2 separate regions of the Homo sapiens genome follow, and region 1 is linked to region 2. A link is an interaction called in ENCODE POLR2A ChIA-PET data of the cell type or tissue named here. Cell type or tissue: OCI-LY7. All regions are shown on one strand. Region 1 overlaps MPZL3 (myelin protein zero like 3). Region 2 holds the start of CD3D (CD3 delta subunit of T-cell receptor complex).

Evidence for each region. ChIA-PET counts read pairs that join two places held together with the same protein. Peaks named below come from ENCODE experiments on the same cell type or tissue, not always from the same donor. Only the 100,000 strongest peaks of a DNase experiment are listed, where the experiment ranks them.
Region 1: POLR2A ChIA-PET joins it to region 2 with 8 read pairs; 10 of 35 experiments call an interaction of 5 or more read pairs at or near these places.

The regions. Positions count from the first base shown.
Region 1 is chr11:118,242,132-118,250,131 of GRCh38, forward strand. All of the region lies in intron 1 of MPZL3 (myelin protein zero like 3), which reads right to left. Among named protein-coding and RNA genes, the nearest start is that of MPZL3, 6.2 kb to the right of the region's middle. RefSeq lists an enhancer at 1-111. In OCI-LY7, no CTCF peak of the experiment used is centred here; no DNase peak of the experiment used is centred here.
Region 2 is chr11:118,339,588-118,347,587 of GRCh38, forward strand. CD3D (CD3 delta subunit of T-cell receptor complex) reads right to left here and starts at 3,118. Exons shown (of 5, transcript NM_000732.6): 1 at 2,966-3,118; 2 at 788-1,006; 3 at 188-319. The coding sequence starts at 3,020. It overlaps CD3G (CD3 gamma subunit of T-cell receptor complex), which reads left to right and starts at 4,757. Exons shown (of 7, transcript NM_000073.3): 1 at 4,757-4,891. The coding sequence starts at 4,837. In OCI-LY7, no CTCF peak of the experiment used is centred here; a DNase peak (open chromatin) is centred at 3,784.

The DNA of each region.
Region 1 (8,000 bases), 97 kb before region 2:
TTGAAATACAGATTTAGAATTAGCCAAAGCTGGACTTGAGTTCTAGCTCAGCTACTTTCTGGTTGTGAGACCGTGATCTCGGTTACCTAACCAGTTCAAGCTTCAATGTCTTCACTTGGAAAATGGGAATAATAACAAGATCTACTTCACTGGATCACTCTGAAGAGCCACTACAATCAAAAAAGAAAATTTTTCATTTTGATCATGTTGTTCATTTCACAACATGAAACGCTTGGCACAGCATCTGGAATAATAACTTTAATAAACATTAGCTATTATTATTAAAATGAACACCACACATATTCAAAAACTTTCAGTAATTTCCTATTGGACTACAAAATAAAATTCAGAGAGTGGCAATCTAGCCCTAAACTTCTGTCACTGCATCCCATCTACCTTCCCAATCCCTTCATCATTACTTGAATGTCCTGCCATGTCCCACATGTACTGTGTCCTTTCATGCCACTGAGCCTTTCTTTGAACAGGTCTCTGTCTGAAAGGCTCTCCCCACCTCTAATAATCCTGCCTGGGTTGTTCCCCACCACACCATATCCCAACATTCACACACCTTCAAATTCCAGCTCAAATATCGGCCCCCTTTGCGGTGCCTTCCCAAATTCCCTGATGCGGTTCATCGCCCTTTCTCCTCCTAACACTAGGTACATAATCCTGCACAGGCACAGATGCCATCGATTGCACCTAGTTACAAAGGCTATTCCTCTATTAAATGTCAGCACCTTCAGGGCAAAAATTCAGAGGGAGGGGAGCAGGCAGAGGGACACTGAGAGAAACAGGTGGACAGGTCACCAGAAATTCTAGTATAGGAACAAAGCATGCTTGTAAATCACCCACTTTATTCCTATCACCTTTTTTATAGTACATGCAATACTCTTAACTCCCCTACACTCCTATCTTTCCATTGCACCCTTTCAGAAAAAGCTCAGCTCTAGACGACCAGACTAGGCTAGTTGTGAACAAGAAAAATCACACGACTGGACAATTACCATAAGAAATGCGTGAATATCTCCCACAGCTGAGTCCTCAACGAGGCCTGGCAAACGTTTAACTGGCCTTGCTTAGCTTCCCATTCCATGATTCCTCAAGCCCTTGTCATTCTCCCTTAGTCCTCCATGCAACCTCCAAACCCCTCATTCTCAGAAGAAAATGTTACCTCTTACATCGTCATGAAACTCGAGGCCATATAAACGGCCCAGGCACACACATTCCTGCATCTGCTCCCATCCTTACTTCCAACCTGAAAGGATGTGGTGTCCCTTTTCCTATGCGAGGCCAGGTCCTCTGCTCTGCCTGGATTCATCCCCTCCATTCCCTGCTTTAGCAGAAAAACCTCTCTAGGCCAGGCGTGGTGGCTCATGCCTATAATCCCAGCACTTTGGGAGGCCGAGGCAGGGGGATCACATGAGGCCAGGAGTTCAAGAGCAGCCGGGGCAACATGGCAAAACCCTGTCTCTACTGAAAATACAAAAGAAATTAGCCAGGCATGGTGCCACATGCCTGTAGTCCCAGCTACTCAGGAGGCTGAGGCAGGAGAATCACTTGAACCTGGGAAGCAGAGGTTGCAGTGAGCTGAGATCACACCACTGTACTCCAGCCTGGGTGACTGAACGAGACTCTGTCTCAAAAAAAAAAAAAAACCTTTCTACTGCCTTCAACCCCTCCCCTTCAGCCTCTAAATACACAGGTTTCTCCCATCCTTAAAAACAAATAGCAATTTTAAAAAATCTTTCTTTAACGCTGTAATATTACTCTAGTTACCAACTACTGCCCTTTCTCTCCTTTCTAAGCCAAGTTTGTGAAAGAGTGGTCTACACTTGAGGTCTCCATTTCCTTCTTCCCATTCACTTATGGACCTTATGGTACAACTGAACTCCACTACCACTTCTGGTAAAAGGCATCATATATCTTAAAATTGTAAAATCCGAGGGATAAAAACCCCAGTAGACACTTTTCTATACTTATTTTACTGGGTCCTCTACCAGTGACTCTTTGCTCCTTGAACTTCTCTATCCCAAAGCTTGCATGACAATGCTCTCATTCATTCACTCATTCTTCAAACATACATTTCTTGAGCATCTCTTTTGTGCCATCCTCTGGGTTTGGAATTAAATGCAAGCAAAATAAATACACTCCCTTGTATACTTGAAATACAGCAGAAGTTTGATACATTAATTAAGTAATCATAAAGACAAATGCATAATTAACAAACTTGGATAACTACTATGAAGGAAGGAAAAAGAAAGTGGCTATGGGTACGGCCCCTGTTATGATGGGGGAGAGGAGAGTGGTTAATGAAAGCTTCCCTGGAAGTTACTCTTGAGCTAAGATCTGAAGAAAAAGGTAACAAGGTGAGGAGAGGGAGGGCATTCTAGGCAGAAGACACAGCACATGCAAAGGTCCTGCACCAGGAAGGAGCTCAGTCAGTCAAGGAGCTGAAAAGGAGTATGACTGCAACACAAAAAAACACGAAAGGGAGAGAAAATAGAATGAGATGTGGCTGGGAGGTAAACAAAAAACAGACCAGGCAGGACCTTACAGATTTGGGTCCTCATCCTTAGTGTAATAGGAAGCCATGGAAAGTACTTAACTGTGGGACTGGGCAAGAAGAGACCTGATGAAATCTGCATTCTTAAAAGATCACTTTAGGCTGGGCGCGGTGGCTCACGCCTGTAATCCCAGCACTTTGGGAGGCCGAGGCGGGTGGATCACGAGTTCAGGAGATCGAGACCATCCTGGCTAACACGGTGAAACCCCGTCTCTACTAAAAATACAAAAAATTAGTGGGGCGTGGTGGCAGGTGCCTGTAATCCCAGCTACTCAGGAGGCTGAGGCAGGATAATGGCATGAACCTGGGAGGCAGAGCTTGCCGTGAGCCGAAATCGCACCACTACACTCCAGCCTGGGCAACAAAGCAAGACTCCATCTCAAAAAAAGAAGAAAAAAAAGATCACTTTAGAGAAGACACTTACAAGGAATCAAGAGTGAATATGGGTAAATTCAGCATGTTGGCAGGCAGAGGTGGGTGGATCACCTGAGGTCAGGAGTTCGAGACCAGCCTGGCCAACATGGCGAAACCCCGTCTCTACTAAAAATGAAAAATTAGCCAGGCGTGGTGGTGGGAGGCAGAGGTTGCGGTGAGCCAAGATCGCACCACTGCACTCCAGCTTGGGCAATAGAGCAAGACTTCATCTCTTAAAGAAAAAAAAGAAAAAGTGAATGAGTGAATATGGGGAAATTACTGAGGAGGCTACTACGATAGTCCATTAAGAAAGAAGGGAAGTTTGAACTAAGTATGGCTGTGGAATGTTAGGGAAAGGGAGGTATCAAGGATGACTGTCAGGTTTCCGACTTGCTGATGTCATTCACTGAGACAGGAAGACTAGAAAAGTACTAGGCTTGGCAGGGGAACAGGAGTTTGATTCTGGATGCATTTAAGGTGCTTCTGAGATACCCAAGGGATAATGTCAAGGGAGCAGTTGGTTTAGGGCAAAGGTGAGCAAATTATGGCCCATGAGCTAAATGGAAGCAAATGGATCTAGTGGAAAGGGAACAAACTAAAAACAACTAGCAACTGACCTTGCCGCTAGCTCTGGGTGTGACCAGATTGGCCTAAATCAATTATGACATCCAGTGGTCTTTTGGTAAACAGCTAAAAAACATTTACAATGTCTTTTAAAACAAAGTTTTATTAGAACACAGCCATGTTCATTTGTTGATGTATTATCTGTGGCTGCATTTTTTGCAGAATTGAATAGTTGCCCCCAGAGACCATGTAGCCCACAAAGTCTAAAATACTCTCTGGCCCTTTACAGAAAATGTTTGTCAACCCTTGGTTTAGAACAAAGAGATATGGGTTACAATTTAAGATTAGAATCTCTTTAGTTTCCCTCCAACCAACTCCACCACTGACTGTGTTACACATACACACACACATACTCACTCTATCTCTGTCTCCCCACATCTCTGACAGTATGTATCAAATATCTAATGCTATTCTTTTCTTAACCATTCTTTAAACACTGGTGTTCCTCAGAGCTCCAGCCTGAATATACAGTCATTCAACATGTTTTCCTTGGACAATCCTATTCACTTGTAGATTTAACAACCACTAACAGGATAATGATTTCCCAATCTATATTACTAGCCATGATCTGCCTCTGAGTGTTCAAGTGTTACCGGATATACTCTCTTGAATATCACCCCCACAGGACCTCAAATCGAATGCGGTAAACATTTGTTTGTTGCCAGCTCAACATCCATTTCCCCTGATCTCCTAATAATACCCTTTTTTTTTTTGATACCTACCTTTTCCCACACAGCCTATGAGCTAGGAGGAAATGACACTATCAGTCAGGATCCAGGCAGGCAATGGAAGGCACAATCAGCTGAGATTGTGAAAAGTGTATGGGCCACTTTTCTTTTCTTTTTTTCTTTTCTTTTTTTTTTTTTTTTTGAGACAGGGCATCACTCTGTTGCTCAGGCTACAGTGCAGTGGCGCGATCTCAGTTCATTGCAACCTCTGCCTCCCAGGTTCAAGTGATCCTCCCATCTCAGCCTCCCAAATAGCTGAGACCACAGGCGTGTGCCACCACACCTGGCTAATTTTTTGTATTTTTGGTAGAGACGGGGTTTCCCTATGTTGCCTAGTCTGGACTCAAACTCCTGAACTCAGGCAATCCTCCCATCTCAACCTCTCAAAGTGCTGGGATTACAGGCGTGAGCCACCATGCTTAGCCTAGGCCACTTTTCGAAGGGACTTTTCCCAAGGTTAAGGAAGCTGACAGCAGCACAAAGCTTTTACCATCCCCAGGTCTGAAGGGCAAAGGGAGGAAATGGTGTTACTAGATCCTGGTAAGAGTGGGAGCTGTGGGCAACCTGACAGGGGCTGTTGTTAGAGGGATACAGGTACTACAGATCATGGCACCAAGAGAGGGAGGGAGCAGGAAATAAATATCCTGATCTCTCTCCTGCCCTCCAATCTCCTGCCAATGCCTCCCGTTGGCCAAATATAACTGGAAACCAGAGGAAGAGAGCCTGAATGATGTACTTTATACAGTTAGCTTTCCAAAGAGTAGAGTAGAGAAAAGAATGAGTCTGGTGGGAGGGGAGAAAACTAAAAGTAAACAGCAACTGACTTTACTGCCAGCTGAGGCTGACTCAGATTTACCTAAACCAATCATTACATCTAGTGGTGTCCTGGTAAACAGCAGAACATTTTTACAAAAAATAAAAGGTCCACATACATAGGGTTGGACAATTTCTGTGGTGCAAATACTCCTACCATGGTCAATTTCAAGCTACACAGGTTAAGTCCCTAATGCTGACATAGGAAGAGGTGTATTAATACTTAATTGGCTTTTGAGAGCCAATCACATCCTCCCAATCATAAAGATAGGTCAATATGTGATCTAAGCTAATCCAATCAAAGCGAGTTTCAGAAAACCTGCTTGGAAAGTTATTTAATGCCCCCCACCCCACACCCGCCTTGTTTATTTTTTGTTTTTTTTGAGATGGGGTCTCACTATTGTTGCCCAGGCTGGTCTTGAATTCCTTGGCTCAAGTGATCCTCCCATCTTGGCCTCCCAAAGTGCTGAGATTACAGTCATGAGCCACCATGCCCGGTTTATGCACCTCTCTATGTCTAATATTTTCTTCACTCCCTATCTCTAACAAACTTATTCCTCTTTCAAGATTTAACTTCATCTCCAGGAAATCTTTCCTTTATTCTCATGCCAGATCAAAGCATCTCTCTCCATCCTCATGGTTTCTAATGCATTTCCCTCTTAGTATCAGACTCTAAAATCATCTGTTGACTTATGTCTTCTCCAATAGATCCTGATCCCACCAAAACAGAGCCTAGCATATTGTGGATGTTTAGTATAGTAATATTTATTCAACTAGACCAAACCAACAGTTTCCTCTTTTTTTTTTTTTTTTTTTTTTTGAGATGGAGTCTCACTCTGTTGCCCAGGCTGCAGTGCAGTGGCGCGATCTTGGCTCACTGCATCCTCCACCTCCCGGGTTCAAATGATTCTTCTGTATTTTTAGTAGAGACAGGGTTTCACCATATTGGCCAGGATGGTCTTGAACTCCTGACCTCGTGATCCACCCGCCTCGGCCTCCCAAAGTGCTGGGATTACAGGCGTGAGCCACCGTGCCCAGCCCAGTTTCCTTTTTATAAAACAAAAATTATTACAAAATAAGCATTAAAATTACACATTCTGGTTACTAAATTATAGTAAATTTTGGTTACTAAACCAAATTCTGTTTGCTAAATTATAGTAAGTACGCCATCAATAAACCCACCTACCTACCAATTTTTCCCTTGTTAATATATCTGAACTCCATATTTATGAGCATGATTTTGCCAAAAAGTTATAAACATTTAAAGTCATTTTGTTGAAATCTAAATACTGGATATGTGGGGTCTTAATTGTATAGTTAAAGAAAAATAAGAAAAGTAATAGTTTATCCATGGATGAACTAAAATTCAGGGCTGGTGAAAAAAAAAATTCTAAATGACGATAATTTTGTACAGTCTTATATAAAACTCTGAGAACTAGAAGAAATTATTAACTTTTTTCTTTTTCTTGATTTTTTTTGGTTCTAATTCACTTGTTTATTTTGGGGGAGGAAGACTTTGGTATGGAGCAAAGAAATACCAAAACTACTTTAAATGGAATAAAACCAACTTTATTCTTTTTTTCCCCCGTACTGGTAGATAAAGCAAACTTTATAAGTGGGCTATTGAAAGAAAAGTGCCTTTTAAAAGTGTTTAGTTTCCCAGTGTCCTTCCAAGCTTAAGATACAGAAGCATTTGTTCAAAGGATAGAAAACATCTAAAAGTTTAGGCTCAAGATCAATCTTTACAGACTAATATTTTCGGTTTGTTTTTTGTTTGTTTGTTTTTTGAGACAGAGTCTCACTCTGTCACCCAGGCTGGAGTGCAGTGGCGTGATCTTGGCTCACTGCATCCATGGATGAACTAAACTATTCTATACTGTTAGACATCAGGGTGTTGACTCCTTTTTGGGGAGAAAGGATAATGACTGGAAAGAAGCACAAAAGAAGGCTTTTGGAATGCAAGGAACATTTTATATATCCTGATTTGGGTGCTAGTTACCCATGTGTGTTCAGTTTCTTAAAATTCATTGAGCTGTATAGGCTTATGACATGTGTACTTTTCTCTACATATATATACTGAAATTAAAAAATGTTTTAAAACCAATGGATGTAAGACAGTTTGTCTCTTCCACTCATAAAAAAAATACCAATCCAACATTAATTCACTCAGAAATGTCCATCCCAGGCCTAATGCCTTTATCTCTTCATCTGAGCAGAAAAGCATTCTTGCCAGGTAAAAACAGCCAACTATAGAAATACTCATAATAATTAACAAAAACTTTTTAGTCTGGGGAAAAAACAAGAAAATCACATTTTCACATAAGTAATTTTACACATGAAAGAATTAAATGTGTCAATAAAGCCCCCAATCTTGTATGCCCCATTTTCTAAAATACAAATCTACTGATATTTTATTCATATTGCACACCTAAGTAAAAGAGAGAAAAGTTTAAGAAACCTAGGTCCCCTAGTCTACCATTTCTAAATACTTAGATAACTGATATAGCAGGACCAGACTTATAACTTAAGGAGAATTCAAATAATCTAATAATTTAAGTGGTCTTATCTTTGAAAACAAAAGGCAAATAAACACTGACATGAAACCAAACTCAACCACATAAGATTTAAAACACCAAACAAATGGATGAACCTTGAAAACATGCAAAGTGAAAAAAGCCAGTCACCAAAAGCACATATTGTGTAATTCCATTTACTTTATTTTTATTTATTTATTTATTTATTTATTGAGGCAGGATCTCATTCCATCGCTCAGGCTGAAGTGCAGTGGTGCAATCCCAGATCACTGCAACTCCGACCTCCCAGGTTCAAGTGATTCTTCTGCCTCAGCCTCTCAAGAA
Region 2 (8,000 bases):
ACACACAAGTTCTTTCAACAGTCAAAGTTCTAGGAGTCTTTAGGAGATTGCAAGAGTAACTCCCAGCTGAGACTAAACCTACCACCAGCCCCATTCCTTAGCTGGTGCATAAGCTCACTGGTACACACACACACACACACACACACACACACACAAACACACTCTCATGCTCTGCTCTTCCACTAACCCCCAGACAGCCTTCCAGTCTCATGTCCAGCAAAGCAGAAGACTCCCAAAGCAAGGAGCAGAGTGGCAATGACATCAGTGACAATGATGCCAGCCACGGTGGCTGGATCCAGCTCCACACAGCTCTGGCACACTGTGGGGGAAGGGAGGAGAGAGGAGAGGTTGAGAGCCTTTAAGATCAGGGAACCATCCTCTGCCTCCTAGGGCAACCCTTAGATCTCTTATGCCAAAACCCAAACTTCAATAAGACCCTGGGAGAAAGGCCTGGTGATGGGCTTGCCACACCTTCCTCCACCCTGCATCCTAAGGAATCCCTGGGAAGAGCCAAGAAGTAATCTCAGCTTTTGGGACCTTGAACAAGGTGGTGGGCCAAACCTCTCACCCAACCAAGGCTGCAGTAACATGACCCCTACTGCTCTGTCTTGCTGAGTTAAGCTCTCTCTTCCACTTTGAAGGTCCCCAAATCTGGCTTGTACCATTACAATAGTGACCTCACTTTGTTTAGAGAACAGATGGGTTCACCATATCCCTCTCTAGCCAGAAAGTTCTCACATCCAGAAGCCCTATCCATTCCAACCCAAAGGGTTCAGGAAGCACGTACTTCGATAATGAACTTGCACGGTAGATTCTTTGTCCTTGTATATATCTGTCCCATTACACCTATATATTCCTCGTGGGTCCAGGATGCGTTTTCCCAGGTCCAGTCTTGTAATGTCTGAGAGCAGTGTTCCCACCGTTCCCTCTACCCATGTGATGCTGGTATTGCAATTCACAAACACTCTGTCCTCAAGTTCCTCTATAGGTATCTTGAAGGGGCTCACTAAAGGGGAAAAAATATCACAGTTGGAGACAGCTCTTTGATCTGCACCAAGCCCTTTGTTCTGCGGAAGCTCATACTTAACAGAGACCATTTTCCTGGTCCAGGACAGTTTATGGCTTCCATCAAGAGAGACAGAAGTCACAAGAAAAAGCCTTCAGAAAGTTCCCCACCAACTGCAGGGGTCAAGGGGGACATGAGGATGCCATTCAAGCAGAGGACAGGTCTTGGGGCCTTGGTGCAAAAGAGGACCCCTCAGAGCAGGATTGACCCAAGCACCTTCCTGGAAATGAATCCAGACCACTGATGAGGAGTAGGGGGAGCACGGACCACTGAAGCACCTGGAAGATGTGGAAAGACAGAAGAACATTCCTCGATTGGAAATGTCTGCATTTTTTCTTCAAGGAAACATCTAATTCCACTTCCCAGCCATCTACAACACTCCCACTTCAGCTTCTTATCCTCATCCTTCCTCATTGCCCCTGCTCCATTGACAACCAAGAAAGCGGGGCTCTCAACACTGAAGCCTTTCCCAGGGCCAGGGATGGCTGTGGGTGGAGACCAGCTGGTTTACCAGCCCCTGAATTATCAGCCAAGTGGTCCAGAACGGGACCAGGGCAAATCCCATGTACAGTTTTCCACCCTTGGTTAGAAGGAGGAGAACAGGAAAAAAATTTTATTGAATCCATCCCTAGAGCTCCTCACAAGTCAAGTCTTGTGGGAGACTTTTAGGGCTGGAGGTGAGTGCAGCAACATTCCAGATGCAGTGAGTTCCTCTGACAGCCTGAGCACATCTCCACAGGCCACAGAGGCACTACAGTCTATGCCTCCAAACACAGGGAAAAGTGGAGGCTACATTCATTCATCCTGGGCTTCACACTAAGTCCCAAATTTGGATACAAGAGCATCTTCTAGAAAACCCTGAAACAGCTGTTGCTCACACTTCTGAAGCAGGTTGGAAGTATATGCATGTATCCTCAGGGAGACACATGCACATCAAATGCTTCACGTCCTACAGTCGCGTCCTCTTCAGGGATCTGTCTCCAGTGGAAATCCTGAGTGCCCTAGTGCAGCCAACTATTAGGTGACCATTGGACCCAGTTTGCTTAGTGTTGAAGGGGTTCCTCGGACATGGGACTTTCCATTTTAAAACTGAAATTGGCAAACTGAGATGAGTTAAAATCCTACCATGTAACAACCCCTCAAATCTTCCCTCCGTCCTGCTCAACCTAAAGTTAACTTCTCTTAAAGCATTCACATAAGTGCTAGGACATGCCTCCAGGGATGACATAATCATGGCCAAACAAACAAGAGTCCTGATTCCAGAGGCCATCAGGCCTAAAAGGAGTAGTGCAGGAAGCTGTGCTCCCATGGCCAGTCCCAGATTCAGGTACATACGTACTGAGCTATTTTCTGCAGATCTCTGGCCTAAGGCCTTCTGAGAGACATTCTAGGCCCACATGCACCCATGGCTGGAGTCAGTCAAAGCCAAGAGCCTGTTTCCCAGACTCTATGCTACATCCTGCCCCTGCCCTCCTGACACCCCTGGGGTGCCTGGTGAACTGAAGCTAGCACCGAGAAGCACTTTTTTTTTTTTTTGAGATAAGGTCTCACAGGTTGCCTAGGTTGGAGGGCAGTGGCATGATCACAGCTCACTGAAGCCTTGAAATCCCGGGCTCAAGTGACCCTCCTGCCTCAGCCTCTCAAATAGCTGGGACTACAGTTGTGCACCACCATGCCTGGCTAATTCTTTTGTTTTTTGTAAAGATAGAGTCTCATCATGTTGCTCAGACTGGTCTCAAACTCCTGGCCTCAAAGGATCCTCCCACTTCGGCCTCCCAAAGCTCTGGGATTACTGGTGTGAGCCACCGTGCCTGGCAAGAAACACTTTCAAGTGGGCCTCACTCCCATCAGTAATGTCCCTCTCAGGTCCCTTCCCCCACCCACCTGGAGTAGCCTTACCTTGCGAGAGAAGGGTAGCCAGTACCAGGCCAGAGAGAAACGTGCTATGTTCCATCTCCCAGCGGAACTCATCCAGTAGATAAAGCCAGGTCACCGAACTATCAGCCTGGGTGAGAGCTGCCCTCCCCTAGCTGACTCACAGGTACCGGAAAGAGGAGAGTGGGGGAGGAACTAGAAGATGTCTGCTTCTCTGCTTTCTGCCGTTGATGGTGGGAAATTTTCAGAGTGGGGGTGGGCTAGGGGTAGGGTAGGAAGGAAGCGGTGTAAATTGCTCTATCTCTGAGCAGGGAGCTGGCAGAGAATATGGAAAAGGTGGCCTGAACTTTAGCGTCCCTATTGACAATGCAACCACATTTACACACAACCTAAACACTGCCACATCTCGAAGCCCCTTGAGAGAAGCCGTCGGCCCCATAGCGCAAGCCGTAGCAGCTAGATTTCTCATGGAGGCTGATCTTTCTCAGGACCCTTCACTAGGCAGCCAGGGACACCAGATCTAGCAGCTTCTTGTCAGTGGGAGGTTGGGCTTTAGAGACCCCAGCCAGAGATTTGAATCCTGGGTCCAATACTGCCTACCTGTGGGGCCTGGGCCAGCCATAAAATTTTTCAGAGTCTTATTCCATTAGTACCATTATTAGGATTCAAACAAGATATTTGCATGGTGCCTCACGCATCATATGTGCTCATTAAGGGGTAGTTATTAATAATAATATAATTGACTGACAGGCAATATTGAGCCTCCCGGTGAGACAAATGGACCTTTTTCCCCTGTGGCCTACGAGGATCTGAAACTCTTCACGCTGCTGCAGTTAGACTGTCACTTACCTGGGGACAGAGTCATGCCTGTCTTGCTCACTGCTGTATCTTGTGCCTGGCACATAACGGGAGCTCTGCACATTTTTGTTGGCTCACTGACTGACTGGCTGAGGGAGATAGGGGCCTGAGATCCTGGACATTCAGTCCGGGCTCTGGCCCCTGAAAATGTGCTGGCCTGTCCTCGGAATTGTTCCACCTATTGCCTTCCAGGCGCCTCTTTCATGATCTCAAAAGAATAGTGAAACCAGGTGCCGTGTCTCACGCCTGTAATCCCAACACTTTGGGAGGCTGAGGCAGGTGGATCACAAGGTCAGGAGTTCGAGACCAGCCTGACCAACAAGGTGAAACCCCGTCTCTACTAAAAATACAAAAATTAGCCGGGCTTGCTGGCACGCACCTGTAATCTCAGCTACTCAGGAGGCTGAGGCAGGAGAATCGCTTGAACCCCGGAGGTGGAGGTTGCAGTGAGCTGAGATAGCGCCACTGCACTCCAGCCTGGGCAACAAAGTGAGACTCTGTCTCAAAAAAGAAAAAGAAAAAAAAAGTGAAAAAAATTCCTGAATGAAGGCCTGGACTGAGGTGGCTTTCCATTTGGAGGTCCAGCCCCAAGCATCTGAGAGTCCCTCCTAAATTCATTACCTACAGCAACAACAACTAGCAACAAGTAACAACTGGCTACGATCCTAACAACTAATGACAGGGACATTTATCTCCCTCATGAAGAAACGGTCCCAGGACCATCTCCCACCCAGCATCCATTGCGGTTCCCTGTGCAAGATGAGTCTCTGAGTGGGAATCCAGCACTCTCTCCCTCTTCTTCCCCACCACCTTCACCCTCCTTAACGGAAAAACAAAAGGCATCTGCACCTGCAGCCCTGCTGAGGCCCCTGCTGCTCACACTTGCAGCAGAGGGTGGAGGCTCTGGGTTCTTGCCTTCTCTCAAAGGCCCCAGCCCCAACAGTGATGGGTGGAGCCAGTCTAGCTGCTGCACAGGCTGGCTGGCTGGCTGGCTGCTAAGGGCTGCTCCACGCTTTTGCCGGAGGACAGAGACTGACATGGAACAGGGGAAGGGCCTGGCTGTCCTCATCCTGGCTATCATTCTTCTTCAAGGTAAGGGCCTACTAGGGGTCTGGAAGCCTGGGGAAGGGCTCAAGGGAAGAGCCCATCACTAGTGAGACAGGAATATTGGTATCCCTAACCTTCAGCCTACCTCTGCTGTCACCTTAGAGTTCAAAGAAGGGCAAAATGGAGGCTCTTAACTGTTCTCTGCTAGAGAGAAACAGTGTCCCATGGAGGAGAAGGAATCCTTGTCTCTGAAAAATGCAAACAGAGTACTTAAATGGCTGAAGAGAGGACCCTGTTACCGCCATCTTAGATTTGAATGCAGCCCAAAAGGGCATAGGCCAAGAAACTAAAAGGAAAAAGTATATGTTCCCTACTTCAGAGCTGGGGGCTAGCAGTCGACCTAGGAAATGTCCATTCACTCAGTTGGGCAGTTGGCCAATTGGTCAACAAAGATGGGTGAGACCCTAATATGTGATATGCCATGAGGAAATAAAAATGAATAAAACACTTATGCTCTACAGAACTCATAGTCTCATTGGAGAGATTAGTTTTCATGGTGCCAGACTGAGTGTACAGTATAGTATGGGTGCCTGCATGAATACTCCATTGGACTATCCAATAGGAAGTGGATGAACTGGGTTGATGCCTGGAGTCTGGACATCCTGGGAAAGTTAAAACCATGGAATTTGCTGAAGTCACACAAGTACTATGTGAGGAAGAGGGAGCTGAAGATGGAACAGTGAGGGCACCAATTTTAAGGGGCAGTTAGAGAAAAAAAAACATTCCAGGAAAGAGATAAAAGGAGAATCAAAGAGCTGAAATAATCAAATGTATGCACTACCTTGGAAACCAAGAGAGTAGAGAGCTTCTAGAAGAAGAGAATTACCAAGAGTATAAAATGTTAAAGAGAGCCCACTAATATAAGAATATATTTAAAAGTTTAAGTCTGCGGGATGTGGCAGAATATGCATCATGGGTGATTTAGCACAGTTTCAGCAGGGTATTGTGAGTGGAAGCCAAGTGAAAATTGGTAGAAGGTGAAGGTCAGGTGATGAGGTCAGCAAGTGTAGACTATTCTTTAAAGACATTTGGATGAGGAGGGAGAAAAGACTGGGTGGTAGGTAGAGGAGGAAGTAGAGTCTAAGAATAAATGTTTTTGAGGGTGAGAGAAACTTGAGCACATTTCTAGGCTAAAGGAGAAGATGATGAGTAGAGCAAGGTCCTGGAGTTGATGGTGGAAGGACAGAGTCAAGAGTGGGGTCAAGAGCACAGAGAGGAAGGCAACGTTACCCTCTAAGACCAGGAGAAAGGAAGTGCAAACGGCACTGGCCACAAATAGGTTTATAAAGGGAAAGGAAGCTAAAGGAGAAAGGACAATAACAACTTCCGTGTTCTAAAAAATCCAGGTGGGAGGCAATGCCACCTGCTGAAACTGAGCTGGGTGATGACCGGTTGGGAGACTTGAAGAGGACAGTGAGAGTTTAGAATAGAATTATTTCTGAGAGAAATGCAAGGAAAAGTCAGGTAAAGACAACACAGGTTGAGGAGCAACTCTCAAGCCTGGGTGAGGTGGCTGCATATCATGGAAAGAGCATTTGAGTTCAGCAGTAGAAAACCTGAGCTCTGGATCCAGCTTGGACACCAATGAGCTATGTGTACTTGAACAACTCCTCCACTGTCTGGGAGTTCTCATGCCAGCCAATCCAGAAATGTGGCAGGGACGGGCATGGTGGCTCATGCCTGTAATCCCAGCACTTTGGGAGGTCGAGGCAGGTGGATCACCTGAGGTCAGGAGTTCGAGACCATCCTGGTCAACATGGTGAAACTCTATCTCTACTAAAAATATTTTAAAAATTAGTGGGGTGTGGTGGTGGGTGCCTGTAATCCCAGCTACTCAGGAGGCTGAGGCAGGAGAATTGCTTGAACCCAGGAGATGGAGGTTGCAGTGAGCCAACACGGTGCCACTGCACTCCAGCCTGGGCGACAGAGTGAGACTCCGTCTCAAAAAACAAAACAAAAAAAAAAGAAATGTGGCTATATGAACTCTTAAGTCCTAAAAGGAAACCTCACTCAGATATGCAACATTAAAAGATGTCAATCAGCCAGGCACAGTGGCTCATGGCTATAATCCCAACACTTTGGGAGGCTAGGGAGGGAGGATCATTTGAGCCCAGGAGTTCAAGACCAACCTGGGCAAAATAGGGATACCCTGTGTCTACAAAAACTACGAAAATTAGCCAGGCATGTTGGCATGCACTTATGCCAGCTACTTGGGAGGCTGAAGTGGGAGGATTGCTTGAGCCCAGGAGCTTGAGGCTGCAGTGAGCCATGATCACACCACTGCACTTCAGCCTGAGTGACAGAGCAAGAAAAAAAAAAAAAGATGTCTCAAAAAAAAAAAAAAAAACTATGTCAATGATCAGTGCAATCTCCTTCCCTGAATCCAATTTAGAATGAGGGGTCTCTGTCTTCTCTCGGTCTTCTGACCAGGTGGTCAGGAGAAAAACTAGTTAGAAACCTCTTTAACTGTTTGTCTTGCCTTTTCTCCCATTTGCTCATTTATTCATTTGCACATTCATTCAACAAATAAAGTTCCTACCATGTTCCAGACACTGCACTGGATACTGTTCAAAAATAATCCCGCCCTGCATGAGGTTCTAAGACAGTTCACTTCTTGTATTTCCATTATACTTTGACTCATGACCGCCTCTCCCTATCACACACACTCCACCTCTAGCCACACTACCTCTCTTGTCCTTTTCCAAAGCTGCATCTTATTCAGCTATTCTTTCTACTCAGAATGACTTTCTCTATCTGGTATATTCTTGCTTACTCTTCAAGGCCCAGACAAATGTCGTTTCCTCTATTAAGCTTTCCCTGATCCTCACCCTTGGACAAAATTAATAGCTTCTACCCTTTTTTCATATGCAGTCATATAAGCACTAAAAGATAATGTATACATTCTATTAAATTAATTGCATATATGTTTTAATTTTTTCACTTCATTCATAAACTTTGGAAGCAGCAGTTGATTCTTCATATCAGCACTCTTTTCTTTCATAATATCTAATTATTTTAGGTCATAATAGTCCTCGTTAAATGTTTGGATTAAATCTAATTGAATTGAATTCAAGTGCCAGATCTCTGTAATATG